Linked DNA regions of Homo sapiens: region 2 is linked to region 1. A link is an interaction called in ENCODE POLR2A ChIA-PET data of the cell type or tissue named here. Cell type or tissue: Panc1. All regions are shown on one strand. Links, peaks and the distances in the headings refer to the core of each region. The heading gives the core; the rest is flanking DNA.

The links. ChIA-PET counts read pairs that join two places held together with the same protein. Peaks named below come from ENCODE experiments on the same cell type or tissue, not always from the same donor. Only the 100,000 strongest peaks of a DNase experiment are listed, where the experiment ranks them.
Region 2: POLR2A ChIA-PET joins it to region 1 with 11 read pairs; 2 of 35 experiments call an interaction of 5 or more read pairs at or near these places.

The regions. Positions count from the first base shown.
Region 1 is chr11:34,012,678-34,021,012 of GRCh38, forward strand. No RefSeq gene overlaps it. Among named protein-coding and RNA genes, the nearest start is that of CAPRIN1, 35 kb to the right of the region's middle. In Panc1, for the core only: no CTCF peak of the experiment used is centred there; no DNase peak of the experiment used is centred there.
Region 2 is chr11:33,895,030-33,903,364 of GRCh38, forward strand. All of the region lies in intron 1 of LOC105376621 (a long non-coding RNA gene), which reads left to right. Among named protein-coding and RNA genes, the nearest start is that of LMO2, 7.1 kb to the left of the region's middle. In Panc1, for the core only: no CTCF peak of the experiment used is centred there; a DNase peak (open chromatin) is centred at 4,489; H3K27me3 peaks cover 240 bases.

The DNA of each region.
Region 1 (8,335 bases), core at 11-8,010:
TTGTTTTGAGGGAAGCATCCTTCCCCCTGGTCAGCCATGTGGTTTAGGTGCAACTGGCCCCTACTCTCATCCTAGGATGGCTTGTAATTGGCTTAAGCCAGTCACTATGCACTGGTCTTTCCAAAATAAGCAAACAATGCAATCTAAGACAACTCAGTGGAAGGAGATATTGGAACCTCTGAGGGGGTAAGAGTTCCACAAGACACTCTCTTTCCTGAAGAGTGGCTATAAGGACTAGAGGTATGACCTGGTTGGCAGCCATTTTATTACCAAGAGTGGGGTGCCTGGGGCTGCCAGGAATCCACTTTGTGGAGAATAAAACCAGTAGAGCAGAGAGCAGAGAAAAAATATGGAGAGAAACAAGTCCTTAGTTGAAATGAGTTGAGCTGTTGGATCAAATTATACATAAAGTCAGATTTCACCGTACTTTCAGTTAAATAAACCCATTATTCCCCTCTTTTTTAAAATGAATTTTCTATATCTTGAAATACAAGGAGTCCTAACTAATCCGTGATCATTTTACAAGAGTTGTGGACAGTGCTAAATATGGCCCAAGATAAAAATAGTTAAAATGGTAAATTTCACCACAATTTGGAAAAACTCAGTAATGTCTGGCAGTAAAGAAAAAAAAGATGCCTGAGTTTATGAGTCTGGAGCTTCTGAGTATCCATAAGGTACCTAAAAAGGTCACACAGTTATTCAAAACCCACCTTTGCCATAGGCCTCCAGGAAGACGTTTTCTGCAGGTCTATATAAGCATTCTACCATGATGGCAGTGTCTTCCCTTTTTTTAATTATTTCTGGACCATTTGGGCTCCATTTTAAAAAAAGAGAGAGATCTAACTCTCAATTGGGTGCTTATTCTGTACCAGGTACTTTGCTGAGTAATTTCTGTGTATCATCTAATTTTCTTATTTATTTATTTATTTATTTATTTACAAGATGGAGTTTCGCTCTTGTTGCCCAAGCTGGAGTGCAATGGCACGATCTCCCCTCACCACAACCTCACCTCCCAAGTTCAAGCGATTCTCCTGCCTCAGCCTCCTGAGTAGCTGGGATTACAGGCATGCACCACCACGCCCAGCTAATTTTTGAGTATTTTTAATAGAGATGGAGTTTCTCCATGTTGGTCAGGCTGGTCTCAAACTCCTGACCTCAGGTGATCCACCCGCCTTGGCCTCCCAAAGTGCTGGGATTACAGGTGTGAGCCACCATGCCGGGCCTAATTTTTTTCTAGTAGCCACCACTCTTATGACCATCTTATTTTATAGATGGAAACATTGAGAATTAGAGGAGTTAAGAAACTTGCCCGTGCTTACACAGCAAGAGACAGGGCTAGGACTTAAACTCTTTCAGGGCCATGCTGAAAGTCAGTTATCAGTGAAGGAAGCCAGAGAGGCTGGTCCAAAGTCTCTGAGGCATAGAGAAGCTCTAGCCAATGTTTCCTCCTCTCCAGGCAACGAAAACAGAAAAACAGATACTGGTTAGCAGCACACTTACTTCCGCGTCAATTATATTGAAACCCCAGGATCATTTATTTCTGATTAGAAATTTCCCAACAAATTCTGCTTTGGGGAGGAAAAGATCTGAAATTTCTTCTGCTTTTGTTCCTTTTGAACTGTCACTGTATGTGCTGGACTGTGATCAGCTGTGGGGAGAGAATACAGGGTGGGAGAGGCCAAGAGCTGGTAAAGGAGACAGAGAGAGACTTGAGGGATCCTGAATGACCTATAAAACCTGTGGGTTTACAGAGGTGAATCTGAGATGTGGCATGGGCTGGGCTCCAAGGAGATGAACTGGAGATGCCCAAATCATAAATTGGGCATTATGTAGCAGAGAATGGGTAAAGACTGCTGTCCAGATCTCCAAAGCTGCCAGGAATGCACTGTCAGAATGTCCAGGCTGGGATCCATCTCCAAACCGGGAAAAAGAACAAGGAGGATCTGTTGGAATTCTGGCAACCCTGGGCACAAGGGAATGTTATTAGCACCTAATATTTGAATGATCATTTGGTGTCAGGCACCATGCAAGCTTTATTTGCATTGTCTCATGTAATCATCCTCCATGAGTTAGGTATAGGTGAGAAAGGTGAAGTTTAAAAAGACAGTTAAGGCTGGGCATGGTGGCTCACACCTGTAATCCCAGCACTTTGGGAGGCTGAGGCGGGTGGATCACCTGAGGTCAGGAGTTCAAAACCAGCCTGGGAAATACGGCAAAATCCCATCTCTACAAGTCAGAGAAAAATTAGCCGGGTGTGGTGGCTCGTGCCTGAAGTCCCAGATACTTGGTGGGCTGAGGCAGGAGGATCACTTGAGCCTGGGAGTTTGAGGCTGCAGTGAGCCATGTTCGTGCCACTGCACTCCAGCCTGGACAACAAAGTGAGGCCATGTCTCAAAAAAAAAAAAAAAGACAGTAGTTAACTCACCAAGATCTCCCTAGGCTGGCTAACTAAAGACACATGGTTATTGATATAGTCGCCCTAGGTAAGGAACTGAGATAAGACCTTGAGGCTAGGAATAGCATCTTGCCTTGTTGGTCCAGGGACAGAAACTTGAGACTATTCTGGTTTTAAGCTGATCAGAGTAAGTCAGACTCTGGAGGTCCTAATAATTGCAAGAGCAGAGAGCAGAATTGATTCTCTGAGTTGCCGTAACTTTCTTTCTTTCTTTCTTTCTTTTTTTTTTTGAGACAGAGTCTCACTCCGTCGCCCAAGCTGGAGAGCAGTAGCACGATCTCAGCTCACTGCAACCTCTGCCTCCCTGGTTCAAATGATTCTCCTGCCTCAGCCTCCTGAGTAGCTGGGATTACAGGTGCTCGTCACCATGCCCGGCTAATTTTTGTATTTTTAGTAGAGACGGGGTTTCATCATGTTGGTCAGACTGGTCTCAAACTCCTAACCTCGTGATCTGCCCGCCTCGGCCTCCCAAAGTGCTGGGATTACAGGCGTGAGCCACTGTGCCTGGCCTGAGTTGCCATAACTTTCATAACATGGTCAGAAAGGAAATGCTGAGTTGTGTCATAGCCAATTATCATAAATAATAATGGCTTTGAAAATTTTCCATCTCTTGCATCATATGCAGACACATTTATTCGACAAACATTTACTGATTTCCTACTTGTGTTGGGCACTATTCTAGGAGCTTGGAGTATAAAAATAAACAGGACACAGTCCTTGTCTTCAAGGAGCTTTTAGTCTATTGGAAAAAATAAAATACTGTGTGCTAACTGCTAAAATAGAGATCTGTGAAAAACTCTGCCAAAGAAGCTTCGCAAAGATAATACTGGAGTTGGATCTTGAAGGTAAGTGGGGATTCTTTAAGAACATTACAGGGGCCGGGCACGGTGGCTCACGCCTGTAATCCTAGCACTTGGGAGGCTGACGCGGGCAGATCACCTGAGGTTGGGAGTTCGAGACCAGCCATGACCAACATGGTGAAACCCCATCTCTACTAAAAATACAAAATTAGCCAGGAGTGGTGGCACATGCCTGTAATCCTAGCTACTTGGGAGGCTGAGGCAGGAGAATCACTTGAACCCGGGCAGCGGAGGTTGCGGTGAGCCAAGGTGGCGCCATTGCACTCTAGCCTGGGCAACAAGAACAAAACTCCATCTCAAAAAAAAAAAAAAAAAGAAGAACATTACAGGAAGGACAGATTCTGGGCAGAAGAACTGGGGTCTATGAGAATGGGCAAGAACACAGTCTGTTCTGTAGAATAGCACCACAGTCTCTGAAGCTAAAATATAGGGTATATCAAGAAGGACTTTGTGGGAGGGGGAGCAAAATGGAGGAGGTAAAACTCCAGGACAATTCAGATGTCAAAAGGAAATTAAAATGCATGGCATTTGTTTATCTTTTTTGAGTTGACTGAGAAATAAGAGAGTAGGGTATAAGTTGTGATTTTTACCAAGGTATATCAGTCTGGGTGTAATCAGGAGAGGGAAACCAAATAGGAATTACGGCAGAGAAAGCCTAATAGAAATATGGCCAGGTGCGGTGACTAACACCTATAATTCCAGCACTTTGGGAGGCCAAGGCGGGCGGATCACCTGAGGTCGGGGTTCAAGACCAGCCTGGCCAACGTGGCGAAACCTGTCTCTACTAAAAATACTAAAAAAAAAAAAAATTAGCCAGGTGTGGTGGCACGCATCTATAGTCCCAGCTACTCTGGAGGCTGAGGCAGGAGAATCGCTTGAACCCAGGAGGGCAGAGGTTGCAGTAAGCTGAGATCATGCCACTGCATTCCAGCTGGGGCGACAGAATGAGACTCCCCCTCAAAAAAAAAAAAAAAAAAAGTCGGGTGCAGTGGCTCACACCTGTAATCCCAGCATTTTGGGAGGCCGAGGTGGGCAGATCACCTGAGGTCAGGAGCTCAAGACCAGCCTGGCCAACATGGTGAGACCCTATCTCTACTAAAAATACAAAATTAGCCAGGTGTGGTAGTACATGCCTGTAATCCCAGCTACTCAGGAGGCTGAGGCAGGACAGGAGATTGGAGTAATGACGGATGCATTAGTAAAAAGAGAAATCTAAAGAATATAGGAAATATGCACATATATATATGCAGGTCTAATATATAACAGTACATCTAATAGCCATTCCCCATAGCCCCCAAAGTTGAGATCCAGGTCTTATTGGAGAGGGCTTGGCCATGGCTTATTAGATGGCTTAGAAGTCCATCATGGTGCTATATTAGTAAAGCATGCTGGAAATCTGCTCCCTCGAGTGCATGCCACTATAGAAGCACTGAGGAGGATACCAGGGGAACCTGGCTGCTGAGCTGCCATGCACTTCAAGGGTAGGACACTAGAGAAGCACCTCATGCAATAGGAGCTGGCCACCAGGGAAGTGACGTGTGCTGCCCAAGGGGCCTGGTATTAGAGGAAGCTACACAGTAACTCAAGCATGCTGCAGGAACCAAGAAATAAAATCCTTCTTTCTGGCCAGGCACGGTGGCTCACTCCTGTAATCCCAGCACTTTGGGAGGCCGAGGCGGGTGGATCACGAGGTCAGGAGATCGAGACCATCCTGGCTAACGTGGTGAAACCCCGTCTCTACTAAAAATACAAAAAAAAATTAGCCGGGCCTGGTGGCGGGCGCCTGTAGTCCCAGCTACTAGGGAGGCAGGAGAATGGCGTGACTCCGGGAGGCAGAGCTTCCAGCCTGGGTGACTCCGTCTCAAAAAAAAAAAAAAATCCTTTTTTCCTGCAATGTCTCTCCAGCTCCCTCTATGACAAACTTCAGTGTCAGCTGGCAAAGGACAAATATTTAAAGGCCCAGGCCTATTTTCACAGAACAGGCAAAAAGGTTGAATTTGGAGCTGTGAGGCATTAAATCTGTAACTGGCACACAAGAACTGGTAAAAATATTTTTGACTGGTATTTCCTGGGAAAATTATACCCAAACTAAATTCACATTTTTGAAGTGCTGTATTTGATAAAATCTGTGCAAATTCAGTGCCAGGTGGAGAAAAATAAAATAAAATAAATAATAAAATCATATACTGGGTAAAAATCTGACAAATGGTTCATGATCCTGGAAAATTTGTACCAGGACATCCCATTTACTAATATTACCTTTCTGTTATTGATATTGGTGAAAGTTATATGATCTTATATTTGTCACTAAAAGTGCTATGATGTGCATTATTTTTAAATGGCAGTTAAGAGCAAATGCTTTATACTTTCTTTCTGTATATACAAAGAAAAAAAAAGCAAGAGCTTTGGAGCTGACAAACCTCATTTGAATCTGGGCATGGCCACTTACTAACTGTATGACCTCAGGTAAATTACTTGATTGATTTCCTCATCTGTAAAATTAATATACCTACTTCGTGGGATTGTGATGAAAATTTACTGAGATATGTTTAAATTTCTTAACCCAATGCACATAAATATTATCAAACTGTTGATAATAGCAGCTCAAAGGATGATAGCTACTGTAAAAATATTTAAAGATAACTTACCATGTGCCATGAATAACGATGGCCTTAAAATATTATTTATTCACTCAATACCATATTTTCAATCTTTATTAGTTAAATCATGGAATTTGAGGAAGAAATTGGTTACAAATGTCACAGAGTTGTGACAATTAGATGGCAATTAAAGTGCATTGCTCCTTTCTATGTACTTCTGAAATGCCTTATTTGTGTGCCTATTATAGCCCTTATTATAATATTATAGCACCTATAGCACTTATTTCATTCTGTCTTGTATCACAGTATTATAGCAGATGGTCTTCACTAGACTGATTTCTTCATAAGCAAGATTGTTTAGTCATTTTTCTTTCCCACCAGATTTTTTAAAATTATGTATTTTGCATATAATAGACACTCAGATATTTGCCAAGATTTAATTTTATTTTATCACTAGGTTTTCCATTAGTATTGCAATTCTTGAAACTCTTAGCAAACTCCTTATGAAGCTTTAGAGCTCAAAGGGACCGAAAATTTTAAGAATCTTATTTTACAGAAGAGGATCCTGAGAGCAGAGTGAGTTACCTGCCTAGGCTCATGCAGCTAGTTTAAGGACAGGCCCAGGACTAGAACTTAACATTTCATTTATGTATTAATAATTTGTCACGGCTGGGCGTCATGGCTCACGCCTGTAATCCCAGCATTTTGGGAGGCCAAGGTGGGCGGATCACGAGGTCAGGAGTTCAAGACCAGCCTGGCCAACATGGTGACACCCCGTCTCTACAAAAATACAAAAATTAGCCGGGCGTGGTGGAATGTGCCTGTAATCCAGCTACTCAGGAGGCTGAGGCAGGAGAATCACTTGAACCCAGGAGGCTGAGGTTGCAGTGAGTCGAGATCGTGCCACTGAACTCCAGCCTGGGCGACAGAGTAAGACTCTGTCTCAAAATAATAATAGTAATTTGTCACATATTGAGTAAGGCACAATGCTGAGCTCTAGAGTTAAATTAAGCATATGCCTTTGCTTTCAAAGAGCTGATAATATATTTAGGAGGCAAATAAGGATAATCCAATGAATTCAAAGCAATGGGATGAATGCATTACAGGAAAATATGGGCTGGGTATGAGCTGGTGCTCTCCAGCACAGCTGCATGATGGTCCAGATGCTGAAACATGTCCATACTGTTGATCAAGAGCCACCTTCCCTACCTCCCTTTCCCAGATATCTTCATGATCTAGAGACTGAAGAGCTGAAGCATGAATGCCCAGGGCTCTGTTTTAGTTCTTGGAACCAGGCTGTATTCCAACTGGACATACTTAAAGCAGAACTAATTTTTCAATATCTTTAAATATTTCGAATATCACCTCTGGTGATACGCAGAGAGTTAGATTAGATGAAGTATGTATAGCAAGGATAGAGACCTAATTCAGAACAAAAGTTTAAAACAAAAACCTTCAATAACTGGAAAAAGACTTTCTTTTTCTATTATAAAATCTTATAGAAAATTTGAAAAATACCAATATAGTTATGTAAGATGTTACCATGAGATAAACTGAGTAAAGGGTACATGGGAAACAAACAAACAATAAAGAATACAAGGGATCTCTCTGTACTATTTTTGCAATTTCCTGTGACTCTTTAATAATTTCAAAATAAATAATGTTTTACAGTGTGAAGGAAGCCTATCTATCTACTTGGTGTTGTTAATTACAAAGGTATACACACTATACCACTGCAAATGGAATTCTATTGGTGCTTTATTGAAATAAAACAATTTTAGGCCAGGTGTGGTGGTTCACACCTGTAATCCCAGCACTTTGGGAGGCCGAAATGGGCGGATCACCTGAGGTCAGGAGTTAGAGACCAGCCTGGCCAACATGGTGAAACCCTGTCTCTACTAAAACTACAAAAATTAGCCGGGCATGGTGGCAGGTGCCTGTGATGCCAACTACTCAGGAAGCTGAGGCAGGAGAATCACTTGAACCTGGGAGGCAGATGTTGCAGTGAGCCAAGATCGCACCCATTGCACTCCAGCCTGGGCAACAAGAGCGAGACTTCGTCTCAAAAAAAAAAAAAAGCTAATAATAAAAAAGCATAAGTCTTAAAAGGATGGAAATATTCCATTTCACTAGTTTGGAGTATAACATAGGTCATATCTCGTCATAGTCAGGACTTGGACTTGCAGGAAGTCTTTTTGTCCTGAGGTTCTTAGAATCTCACAGGTGCCCATTCTCGGTGATGTCTGTTGGGCCTGTTGCACGTCATTACCCCTGAAACCCAGCTACCTAGTCAGTCCTAGGAACTAGTGATTCACTGCTGCCATCACCACGTCCCTCAGCAATGACCTGTGGGGGTAACTGGTCAGAAAAACATCTAGCATTCACCCCTTGCTCAACATAGAAGTGTTTGCCCCAAGCAG
Region 2 (8,335 bases), core at 25-8,024, 120 kb before region 1:
GTTTTACAGGATCCCAGTGTTAATATCACAGAAAAGTCCAGCTGACATTATGTGATGTAGGGTGCTTTAAAAGAAAAAAAAAAAAAAACAGTTCCTCTGCAGGGGGCAACACTAAGAGAAGGATACTAGCTTTTTTTTTTGTTTTGTTTTGACAGAGTCTTGTTCCTGTCACCCAGGCTGGAGTGCAGCAGGGCGTGATCTCAGCTCGCTGCAACCTCAGCCTCCTGGGTTCAAGCAAGTCTACTGCCTCAGCCTCCCTCGTAGCTGGGATAACAGGCGCCTGCCTCCACGCCCGGCTAATTTTTGTATTTTTAGTAGAGACAGGGTTTATCCACATTGGCCAGGTGGGTCTCAAATTCCTGACCTCAAGTGATCCACCTGCCTCGGCCTCCCAAAGTGCTGGGATTACAGGCATGAGCCACCACGCCCCGCCAGGATACTAGCTTTGTGACATCAAAAATCTGGGTTTGAATTCCGTCTTGGCCCTTACTCAGGCAAGCCACTTACTCTCTCCTCCTCCACTTTTCATCTGCAGATGAGGATTACAAAACCCTCTTAAGGCTGTTGTGAGAATTTAATCAGATATACAATTAGTATAATCTCTGGCACATAGCAAGTTGTAATTTATTGCCCCTCTGTCCCAGAGTGCATGTGGAGACTTAATTTTTAAATATTAAAAACAAAGTTTTCACTGGGTTTCCAGTCTGTTGATGTTTATGGAGAGAAAGCTTTCAACTGACAAACGCTATCCAAGTGACAGAGCCCATTTCAGCATGGCGACTAAGGCTGATGATGTTCTGCTCTTAAGTGGAGATCAGCAAATGTTAAACAGGAGCCCCACCTGCTCTACCAGACAGCAGCAAAGTGCTTGTCTCATTTTCTTTCCAACATGTTACCATCCTTGTGTAACAGACAAGGTAATTTAAGCTGGGTCTAGACATGTCTGAACCAGTCTGGAGGGCCAATAGGACACCCTCCCTTCCAGACCTAATTACTTGCAGGATCAAGGAGCCTCTCAGAGAACAACATGTCCCATGGAGAAGCAAAGTTGAAGGGGCATTTGTTTTATTCAAGAACAACAGGAAATAGCAGAGGAAGAACAGCTCTCGGACCCCCAGTGGAGTCCTAGAGCAAGAGAGCTATAAGAGAGGGAGTGAAAATTGAATCAAAGGCTTTTCACTGAGATATCTGGGGAAGAGCAAGACACAAAGCTCTGGGGCCAGCTGCTTGGCTGTGAATAAAGATGATGGCACGGGTGGCTTCAGGGAATGGTGCCCTAAGGGCCAGTTTCGATGACCTTGGTTTAGGCAGCATCACTCACCTTTGAGGTCATTCACACTTACACATTCATTCATTCATTCATCTAACACATTTATTGAGTGGCTGTTATGTGCCAGGTGGGGCATCAATGCCTTTGGTGTGGAAATGAGTATCCTTGATACATGTGAATCCACAAGAAACATTCCTGGGGATTTGCTCCCAAAACTATTTGTAAAGGGGCAAGGAATGTGACAGATCTAGCGCCCCCATAGTGCAGGAGCCAGGGGAATCCACCAACTCCGGCCTGGTCACCACCTCTGCGACCCTGTTTTTATCTGAAGGCGTGTGTGGTCTGGGACCTGTGATGCTCATCTGTAAAATGAATTGGCTTGACTGCATGATCTCTAAGATCTGTATTTTATTGAAACTTCTACAGATTGAAACTCTAAGTCCTCATAATAAGCAATAATGAATCATGAACTAGACATTTTGAAAGCAGCATATATTACTTTGTGATCCAGCTTAACTGCTTGAATTATCAGTGTCTGAAATGATCCCCATCCCTCATTCCTCCCCTTTATCCTCTCTATGGTAGGATCAGGCACGACATTGCTTCAGCCCCTTCTACCATGTAGATTTACAGGCCCAGAAATGTTCGTTAATTTGGATTTCAAAGTGAATTCTTTCGTCTTTTAAATAAAGCCAAATATATATATTTTTTTAATTTTGTTTTCAAAACAGGGTCTTGCCCTGTCACCCAAGCTGGAGTGCAGTGGTGTGATCATAGCTCACCACAGACTACAACTCCTGGCTCAAGCAGTCCTCTGCCTCATCCTCCTTATTAGCTGAGACTACAGATGCAAGTCATCATGCCTGGCTAAGTTTTTTAAAAATCTTTTTTTTTCTTTTGTAGAGATGGGGCTTGCTTTATTGGCCAGGCTGGCAAAAATATTTTTTAAGTTGTGCATGAGCCAACACTGAGGACAAAAAATTAAAAATCAGCAGGCTGACTTTAACTAATGGCTACCAGTTCGCAACCTTTAATTTTAATAATTAGGTATGGGTTGATTCAGGAGAAATGGGATCTAGCCATATCTGGCTCCTACCTGGCTTGAGCGGATCATCAAACTTCTCTGAGACTCAAGTTTCCTCATCTTATGATGAGATTTTAGAATTCAATATTCCTTCCAACTCTTGACAGTCTGTGCCTGTGTTTTAGAGCAGTAATGTCATGTGTGTACTTGTTGGCTCGTGAATATGTCACCGCTTTTGCATTCAAGATTGGAAAGTATGTGCATGTCCTTTTTGCTGGGAGGTAGGAGGCTCCAAAAAAGTATCATGACTTTACCTTTCCTCTTTGTATTAGAAACAACTGAGAAATAGACCAGGAAGCCAAGTGAGAATTAAACTATAATATGTGCTCTCTTGCTGGCAAAGTGGAATAGTGACTGCCCTTTCAACCTGTGGTCAAAGTAGAGATCATTACCTCCTCCTCAAGTTTAGGCCAAAGGATCTGCCTGTGGGCAGAATTTGGGATGCAGAATAGAACTTTACACTGACAGCCATACTGAGGACCCGGCCTTCTCACACTGTGGGAGCATCACTAACAGTCAGTGCCCAGCACATCCCACCTGGGCCATGTTCCAGGTGTGCGTACCTGGCCCAGTGACTCCAGGAAGCAGGAGATGAAAAGAAACCTGACTCTACATGCAGACAGATCACTGAGCAACAAACTTCAGAGGAAGCAGGGCTACTGCTAGCCCACATGATGCCTCTGTAAGAATTAGAAAAAGCTGCCTCTTCCTCTGGGCAGACACTGCCACATCAGAGTGCGTGGCTTAGCAAGCAGGAAATAAATTATATTTCAGCCCCAAACTCATCTACCCTGCTGCATAATCACAGCAGCAGCTTGGGCGGGGCTCCCATTTTATGGGCTGAGGATGGGACTGCAAGATGAGGGCCTTGAGTCATTGTCATAAGTTCTGTGGCTATACTGTCCAGAATAGTAGCCACTAGCTGCATGTGGCTATTGAAATTTACATTCAAACTAATTAAAATTAAATAAAACTAAAAATTTCACAGCTCAGTCTTACTAGCTTCCTGTAAAGTCCTCAATAGGCCGGGCACGAAGGCTCACGCCTATAATCCCAACACTTTGGGACGCGGAGGCAGGCAGATCACTTGAGGTCAGGAGTTTGAGACGAGCCTGGCCAACATGTTGAAACCCCGCCTTTACTAAAAATACAAAAATTAGCTGGGCATGGTGGCGTGCGCCTGTAATCCCAGCTACTCAGGAGGCTGAGTCAGGAGAATCTCTTGAACCCGGAAGGCAGAGGTTGCAGTGAGCCGAGATTGCACCACTGCACTCCAGTCTGGGTGACAGAGTAAGACTCTGTCTCAAAAAATAAAAATAAATAAATAAATAAAGTGCTCAATAGCCACATGGGGCCAGTGGCTACCATATTGGACGGGCAGATGTAGAACATTTCCATCATCACTGAAAGTTCTCCCATTGTCCTATGGGACCACTTTCAGTTGTATTAGCCACTTCCGAGTCTTGACTAGCTTACCTTTCTCATCTCCTAGCCTGCCATCCCACATAACAGACTGCATTCTCTAGTCCTTCTCATGTGTTCCCAATATCCCGAGTGGAATCCAAACATCATACTTTTTGCTCCTGCTGTTCCCTCTTCCTGAAATGTCATTCCTCTGCCAAGAACAATCCATCCAATCAAATCCAGCTCGCTCTTCCAGGCCCAGATCAAATGACAACTCCCTAAGTTTCCTAGGTGGGCACTGTTATCTCTTGAGAGCACACTGTACATTTATCTGTCATAGTATGTTTAGCATTGATTCTAGTTGAGCGTTAGGCTGTCTTGTGGCCCCTGCTCACTGTGTGCCTTTGAGAGCTGGTACCTGTCTTATTCACCCCTGTGTCTCTAGGGCCAGTGTACAAAAGCCCCTCAAAGCTGCACCTCTGGGAGGAAAAGCCTCTTGAACCCTATCATTAAGACTTTGGGTCAGGTAAGTGTGTAATGATATTTTAATGCGATTAATAATTTTGATAATTTAATGTTTAATAATTCAGCAATATTTTTCATCACAATGCCTTCAGCACTCTCTCCCTGTTGTTTCTCTGAGCCCTTCTAGATGAGTACAATTTTCCCCAACTCACTGCTGAGAGAACAGAGGCGTAGGGATGGGCAGTCATCCAGGGTGACTCAGCTAGGAAATGGCAGAGTGACATTTGGACAGAGCTCTTCCTGACTCCAGAGCCCAGATGCTGGAATGCCTCTCATGTGAGGGAGTGGTCTATGGAAACGGCCTGGCAGACCCGCGTTTGTTTAATTGAGACAGAATGGAGGGTGAAGAGCTCGAATTAGGCAGAGGATTAGTTCGGGACAGCTGCCCCTGCTGCACATGGATAAACCCAGAAAAGGTCAAGGCGAAATTGAGGACGGGTCTCTGGGAGGCTTTCTCAGGCTTCATTCCTCTGGACAGGGTTAGGTGGGTCAAGTGACCTTGTTTGAACTCTCCTTTTCCTCTCCTACTCTCAGTCCGTCACTTCTTGCAAAATCAGATGTTGCAGAAAGGCAAGTTTGATTCTGTCTGGGAGAGGATTGTGTATTCCCAACTTTCCCTTATGCCTCGGCTTCAGATCAGATGCTCTGATCTCCTCTCTGTCCTTGGAGGCACCATTTCCACGGCAGGCCTAGGTGAGCTGGGAAGTTTTATGATGGCATTAAAAAAAAATTCCTTTCTGCAAGAGGCTTTTCACCTGAGTGTCAACTAACTCTGGACATCTTGTTACTGAAGCTCTTCTAGCCTGGGGAGAGACATTTTGTCTCAAAACTCATTAACGAGAGTGGGAAAACTGGGGGAAGGAAGCACAAGTTATCAGGTACAGCCTGTCCACCCATGGCTCCCTCCAACCCTGGTGTAGGTTTCTGAGGGGCAGCGCTGTGGGACAACTCCAGTAATTGCCAAAGCACAAGTCTCTGACCTCCCGCTAGAGTGGCCTCGGTTTTCTCTTTTTTTGGCCTTGTCTTCCTTCCTCTTCTAGTTTTCATGTTCTTGTTTCTCATTTTCTCTTACCTCTGTACATGCCTTAAATCTCCTAGTGAGTCCCCTGGGCATCGTGTGGCCCTACTGGGGGTATTCAGCTCAGAAAACATCTTCATACGGTTTTTGAACTCTAGCTCTCCACCTCTGTCCCCCTTCCCAACCCACAGTAAACATCTCTGTTTAATGTTTTGAGGTCCAGATTCTATGAGTATAAAGGGGTTGAATCATGAGCCAAGATATGCACTTGAGGAAGGAAACATCTGCATTTAAGGGGGCAGGTCAATTGCCTCCTGGCAGATCACCTTTCTCCCCGGCCCTGCCCTCCCCAGATTTGGGCACCTGCACTTGTTATTCGGACCTTAGCAACTGGATTCTGAGCCCTTGTGTTCCTGGTCTGAGTTCCTCCCTGTTGGTGACATTGGCTGAGCCCAATCTCTAGGTTAGGACAGCCTGACAACTCATTGCCAACTCCTGGTGATGGTTCTGTTTTGGTTTGGCATAGTCTACCTGGGACTGTTCCCCAACTCTGGGTAAGCCCTTTGTAACACCTGAGCCTCTCCCCCTAAAACTGAGCACTATCATGTAGAAGTTAGGAGCACAGCCCCTAGTGTCGGACCGGCTGTGTTTGAATCCTAGTTCTGTCCCTTGCCAGATGTGTAACCATGGACTCGTTATTTTAGCTTGCCATGCCTCTATTCTATTCTATTCTGTTACCTGTAAAAGGTAGGAATTATAATGCCCATTTCATGGTGGTGGTGTAAGGATTCACTGCGATAAGACCAAAGAGATGGGACCTTCTCTCTTGAGAACTTGACAGTTAGGTCCAAAGGAGTGTGAGTAAAACCCAAGTGCAATTTAGGCAGGTGACAATAACCACAGAGCCCAACCTGATGGAATAGGCAGGAAGTTGTATGGGGAATTGATGGCAACAGAGTCAGAAAACAGAGCGGTAAGTATTAATGCAGAGAAAAGTGAGATCCATAGGCAGAAATTCTATGTAAGGCCAGGCTCTTTGGCTCACACCAGTAATCCCAGCACTTTGGGAGGCCGAGGCGGGAGGATCAATGTAGGTCAGGAGTTCAAGACCAACCTGGCCAACATGGTGAAACCCCATCTCTACTAAAAATACAAAAATTAGCCAGGCTTGGTGGTGTGCGACTGTACTCCTAGCTACTCAGGAGGCTGAGGCAGGAGAATCACTTGAACCCAGGAGGCAGAGGTTGCAGTAAGCCAAGATCACACCATTGCACTCCAGCCTGGGAGACAGAGAAAGACTCTGTCTCAAAAAAATAATAATTAAAATTTAAAAAGAAGAAATTCTACCTAAGAGCCCGAAGCTGCCCTCTGCCCTCTCCCGTCTCCTGCAGGACATGGCGCCAGCTCCAGGTTAGGGTAATCTGGAAACTAGCCTTGAGTGAAGGGGCTGAAAGGGCTCAGGCAAGTGGGACAGGATTTATAGCCTGCTGCTGGAGTTCTGAATAAGGACTTGAGTCCCCCTTCCCAGGATTTAGAAGGGCCAGGGAGGTGGGTTAGCACCACCAGAGCAGGGAGGTGTAAAGGTGCAGCACAAAGCTACAATCTGAACATAGCACCCCCTCATCTCTTGGTACTTGGCATGGTTGGCTCCTTGGCACCCATCTCTCCCCCTTGATAGTCCCTTGGAAAGCCATTCCTTCCTTACTCTTAGTCCCTGTGTTCTTGGTGGAGTTCCCACATCCAACTTCCAGAGTAGGCCACGTGAGCATGCCTGGCTAATCAAAGCATGGTGCCTCCCAGGCCACTGGGATTGGTTCAGAGAAGGGTCACCTTGGGTAGCTGATGTTGCTGCAGCTATCTTGCCACCGTATGGAGCCAAGACTGAAAGATGAAATAGAGCAGGGCAAGGAAGAGAGGCCCAGGAAGACCAAGTCCTAATGACATCGTTGGAGCCTTCGAATCCAGCTGTGCCTAGAGCCAGCCCCTAACCCTGGAGTTTTCAGTTACATGGATCAATAAATTCTCTATTAGCTTAAATCACCTTGATTTGAGTTTTCTATCACTATTAACCAACAGCATCCTAATCAAAGGCTAAAGCAGCTGAAAATAGCCTATTTCCAGACCGCATGTGCTCATTAATAAAGAGCAAGTTCCTGTGGTACCATGAAGCCATGATACCATTGGCCTTGTGTCTGGATAAGGCTCAGGCTAAAGATGCCTGACATTACTATAAATACCTGGGCAGGGGTGAGTTGGCAGAGCAATGACCAGGGATACAGAAAACCAGGTTTTTCCTGATGCCTTATATCCTGCTTTAATATCTCCACCTGCCAATGAAGGAGTTCAATTGGTTGCCGCCATTTTAGAGAGCATAATGGTTATACTTTACCTTCAAAAAAATCTATTTTCTATCTATCTATCTATCTATCTATCTATCTATCTATCTATCTATCTATCTATCTTGCCATGGAAGAACCAAGGCAAAGAAAAGTGTAAAGATGATCCTACCAATTGTCCCAGAAGACAGCCCCTGGAACAATCATAAAAAGAATCCCAAACCCTTTGAACTTTTTTGTCTATGACAAATAGCAAAAGCATCCATTGCTGTTAAATATCTGTTACTACTACTCATTCCTTCCATCTTACAGATGTAAAAGTTGAAGAATTAGTTGCTGTCTTAGTTAAATTAGAATAGCTGCTTAAACAAGGGATCTCAAAATATATAATGACTCCACATCCTTGAAGTTCACTTCTTTTCCCCTAATAGTACTGGATTGGTGAACAGTTGGCAGGGCAGGCTTCTCCCGTGTAACTGTTTAAAGATCCAGGGAGAGGGAGGCTCTGCTGTCTTCAACGTGTGAGGTCCTCTCAATTCCAGCCAGTTGGATGGGGAAGGAGCATGAAGGAGCAGTGTGTGGGAAACCTTTATGGGCCAGACTTGAAAGTGATGAACGAAACTTCCAATCTCGTGCAATTGGATAGAATTCCGTCACGCAGCTGTAGCTAAATGCAAGAGAGTCGGAGCCAGCTGTGG